Linked DNA regions of Homo sapiens: region 1 is linked to region 2. Evidence: read pairs that join two places in POLR2A ChIA-PET (ENCODE). Cell type or tissue: OCI-LY7. All regions are shown on one strand.

What was found. Peaks named below come from ENCODE experiments on the same cell type or tissue, not always from the same donor. Only the 100,000 strongest peaks of a DNase experiment are listed, where the experiment ranks them.
Region 1: POLR2A ChIA-PET joins it to region 2 with 5 read pairs; 2 of 35 experiments call an interaction of 5 or more read pairs at or near these places.

What each region holds. Positions count from the first base shown.
Region 1 is chr9:22,523,553-22,526,052 of GRCh38, forward strand. No RefSeq gene overlaps it. Among named protein-coding and RNA genes, the nearest start is that of DMRTA1, 78 kb to the left of the region's middle. In OCI-LY7, no CTCF peak of the experiment used is centred here; no DNase peak of the experiment used is centred here; H3K4me3 peaks cover 1,407 bases; H3K27ac peaks cover 1,699 bases.
Region 2 is chr9:22,675,461-22,677,960 of GRCh38, forward strand. The region is part of intron 2 of LINC01239 (long intergenic non-protein coding RNA 1239); the gene reads left to right. All of the region lies in intron 1 of LOC107987054 (LINE-1 retrotransposable element ORF2 protein-like), which reads right to left. Among named protein-coding and RNA genes, the nearest start is that of LINC01239, 31 kb to the left of the region's middle. In OCI-LY7, no CTCF peak of the experiment used is centred here; no DNase peak of the experiment used is centred here.

The sequences.
Region 1 (2,500 bases), 150 kb before region 2:
TGTCTTATCAAAATGTACTTTTTAAAAGGCACTGCTCACATCTAGCTCTTTCTTAGATAATTGACTTACAAACTAATTCACATGTTGGTAAAATGGCTAAAAATGGCTTAAAGCAGTGCTTTTTAAACTTTTTTTGAGACTTGTGAGGGATTCTATGGGGAAGCCTGATGGACAGATGCAGGGATCTGGAGCTTCAAACCAGTGAGACTCTGGTACTGCACCCCTAACTCTAATTTCAATCGAAAAATTCTACTTTAAAAAAGTTTTTATGTATATATACATATATATCTACACATATATTTTATTCATATATTACATATATTTTTAAGCTTAATTAAAGAATAGATTTTACTGTTTTAAAAAGGTGAAGATTATTTACTGGCATATCATCTTTTAGTGTCATTACAATTTCTTTTTTTTTTTCTTTTTTTTTTTTTTATTGTGAGACAGAGTCTCACTCTGTCACCGAGGCTGGAGTGCAGTGGCGTGATCTTGGCTGACTGCAACCTCTGCCTCTTGATTTGAAGCGATTTTTGTGCCTCAGCCTCCCAAGTAGCTGGGGTTACAGGCGTGGGCCACCACACCCTGCTAATTTTTGTAGTTTTAGTAAATTCAGGGCTTGGGTTTCACCATGTTGGCCAGGGTGGTCTCGAACTCCTGGCCTCACATGATTTGCCCGCCTTGGCCTCCCAAAGTGCTGGGACTACGGACCTGAGCTACCATGCCCAGCCCAGTGCCATTACAGTTTCATCACAAGACTAAATAATATAACTGAAAAGATTTCTCTAATCTTAGAATCCTGGCTAGTGATAGGAAGTGATAGTCACTAGGGATCACTGCATGGTCACTAAGCAAATGAAGCAGAGTTACCCCAAATCTTTCTTTGATAGAGTTATTATATTGGAGATAAATCATTTGACATGGACTATTTATACTTCTATAATTCATTTAGCGAAGTGTATCATACATTTTCATGGATAAAAAGAATAAGTATAAATTTAGAGTCCTTACAGTTAAGTGAACTAGACATGACAGAACATTAACTAAAGGACCTGATTTATAGATATGCATTCATCTGGGGAGAAATTTCTATTGACAACCTCAGGGCTATGCCCCTAGTCTCATCCTATTCACTCATTTTAGAATTAGTGGCTTGAATAAAACTGTAACGACTGAAATCTCGTCAGATTTGCAGATGGCGAAGCTGAGAGGGACACAGAATGTGTTGGATGAAAGAATTAAGATTCCAAAAGATCTTGACAGGCTGGAACATTTTAAGCTGATATAACATAATGAAATTTAACAGGGACAAATGTGAGGTCCTCTACTTGGGTCAAAAAACAGAAACACAACTGCAGAGGATGAAGAAATTATAGCTTCTGGGAAGAATGCGTGAAAATGCTTAGAGGTATTAGATGACAGTCATATTTTTAGAAATCAACAACATGATGTGAATGTGCCCAAAGCTGATGTGGGTTGTGGGGATTAGTCAATTAAATAAATAGAATCTAGAATGAAGATGGACACAGGCTCACCTTTTTAAAGACTGCTTAGATTTAACAGTGAGAATGTACTGATAGGTAACTAGACAAATTAAAACACATCCAGAAAAGCCTGGATGTAAAGAGACTTCAAAGTCTTTTGTGTGAAGAGAGTTCAGACCTTGAACTTTAGGGAATAAGTTCTGTATGACCTACAGACAAGAATAGGGTATACCAAGGGCATCATATACAAGTATTTAAATTGTTGACATTTGAAAATTTCTGGTGTAATTTTGGAAGACGTAAGATTAATTGGTCTAAGTTAAAGATAGAAAGATGGCATCTCAATATAAGAAATAACTTTTTAAAATCAGAACTGTCCAAAGAGGGTACCGTCTCCAAAATGTAGTTTGTTTTTCTTAGTGAGGATGTGAGATTAGACTGAGCTACTATTGATAGAGATGTTGTAAATACAACATTTTAAAAGATAGCTTAATGGGATAACTTGTGATATCTCTTATAGCCTGAGATTTTATGATCATTAATAAGGAAATTAAAGACAAATGACAAGCGTGTAGGATGTTTCAAGGCAGACGGGTTCTCCATTTACCTTTCAACTTGGAAGTAAATTTATAATCATCTCTTTCAAATATTAGTTAACAACACGCTCAGATAGTTAAAGTTAAAATATCAAAATTACCTTCCCTTTTTACTTTTCACATTCTAATTTTTGATTCTACAATAGAAAAATGTGACTGAATTAAATAATTTTCTCAGACTCTAGACAAAGCCAAGTGCTTTAGAAGGCACATAATAATAAAATTTCAACAAATTCTTTCATTTACAAGTGTAAGCAATTAAGTCAAATAAATAAAAACAAACCACAATAACACAGCCTTCTATAAAAGTTTCACTTTATGAACTCAGAATAAAAGGTATTGAAATGCATTTTAGTTTGTTTTCATTTATTTCCAAATAAAATATATTCTGATCTCTTTCTAGTTTTTCTTTGAATCTGC
Region 2 (2,500 bases):
TCAACCATCCAAAAGCCAACTTAATGTTAGCTACAAAACTATCTGATTGAAGTTCATGGAGTTTTAAAAACCATTAACTTTTATGTGCAGAGTGAAAACTTTGCTCCACTGGCACATAATTTCATTTTTATAGTCAGGAGATAACAATAACATGAAAACATTACTGCCAATGGAAATATGCCTCATGAAAAGTAAAAAGTAAAAGAATATGAAAGATTAGTTATTTTGAGATAGGTGGCTTTGTATATGTTATAGAAAGCAAGAACAAAAATGAATCTACCCTAGGTGATTGGATGACCATGGCACTTGAGGATAATACATAGAATATAATTTTTACTAAAAAAGTACAATGGTCAAAGCATTCAAAGTTTTTCTCAATAATGCACTTGAAAATTCTCTGTTCTGTCATCCATTGATATGAAATGGTGAAAAGAGGACTTTAAAAAAGAATAGCTAATTTCCTGAATAATAGATGGAACTTAACGTTATGTGAACCAACGTTGACAGTAGTGTCTAAATTAATAGTTAGCAAAGTGTTTCCTGTTCTTCACTGATCTTTGCAATTATCTGCACCAGATCATTTACTCTTATTACAGCTTTTTACAGCTTCTTTCCATGCCATTGGGGACATTTTCCTCCTCAAGTTGTCTCCAGAAAATTAACTTTGTACAGCAAAGCCCTTTAGAATTATTATTATTTTTTTCCAGATTTTTATGCATGAAAATAATATACTGCTGAAAACTATTATTGGTTCTCAACATTTTCTTATATTGTGTTTTTAAAAGTCCCACTATTAGATAATTTTTTAATTCTTTGGTACTGTTACACAGGGTAGGAAGAATCCTTCTGAGGTATTTATTAGCAGTGATATAAATACCTGATCCAAATTTATCAGTGCTAAGGGTTTTACAGATATTTTAAATAATGAATTGTGTATAGTGCTTTCCTTTTCACTAATCCCTTCAGGTATATTATCTCATTTGATCTCCTGAGCAGCTATGAATATCAATTTTGTTATTTACAGGTGAGAAAGTGGAGGTTTGAAGAGATTAAGTGACTTGCTCAAGTTCACACAATTTATAAGTAGTTCAATTATAAAGCATTTATCAGGCATATGCTATATAACAGGTAGTTTTCTAACTCATTAGGATATTGCAAACAATTTTTTAAGTACCTACACTTGCAGGATTAATCACAAATGTGCAAACAGGCAGGTAGAGTCTCAAATATGTACAATGTAAAATATATTCAAACAACAAAAGTATAGAGATGTAACTAATTGTACTTCTTGCAAGGGTCAGGGACTACTTTATAGAGTGGTTGGTGCCTGAATTACATTTTGTTTGGTAAATATGAGTTTGTCAGATAAATGAAGGGAGAAATGTACCAAAGTAGATTTTGTAACCTACAATCTAACATACTCTTTACTATATAACATCACCTCTATACCATGCTATATTGATTTTCTATTGATAGTATAAAATTATTACTATAAAATTTAGTGGCTTAAACAACACACATTTTTATCTTACATTTCTTTAGTTCAGAAATTTGAAATGTGTCTCATTGGGCTAAAATCAACATGTCATCTAGGCTGTCTTCCTTTTTGGAGGCACTAGGAAAAACTCAATGTCCTTATTCTTTTCCACCTTCCAAAGAGGATTCACATTCCTTGGTTCGTGGCTCCCTTCTCCCATTTTCAAAGCCAGCAACAGTGGATTGAGATTTAATGTCCCATCCCACCGACCCTGCTTTAGTTGCCGTCACATCTCTTTCTCTGAATACAGGCAAGAAATGTTCTCAACTTTTAAGAAGTCATGTCATTATACTGGGCCAACCTGGATTGTTTAGGAAAATATCCCCATTTCAAGGTCCTTAACCTTAATTACAGCTGCAAAGTCCCTTTTGTCTTGTAATATATTCACAGATTCCAGGGATTAGAAAATGGACATATTTGGGGGGTGGGAATTATTCTGCCGAATACACGTGCCATTTGTAATCTTAAATTATTTCTTGTCTCGCATGGATTTAAGCAGACTTTCTTACCTGTAAGAACTAGATTATTATACTGATGATGTTACGTATTTTGCCTATGACACGTCAAAAAAGAGGGGTGAGGAAAGCTCACATTTTTACACCATTTTCTATGATCTTAGAGATGTCATTTTTTAAATATGCAGTTTTAGAAAAATTCAAAAAGATGAAGAAGAGGTTTGATCATTCTGTATGAGCTCATTGACTCAGGTACTAAATATCTTTCTTGTTTGCCATGCTACTATTTCCCAATAACTAAAAAACCTTTATCTTTAGCTTAGAAATTTCTCCTCATCAATCCAAATACCTATTGATCTACAGGACTCTCAAACACAAAACACTTCATGCTGGCCTATTATCTATACTCTTTTTCTACTTCTACTCTTTCTGTTCTGCTCCCAACATCAGAGAAGGGCAAAAGTATCCCATCAATTGCAAGAACCATAATCCTGGAAGTCATCTTATC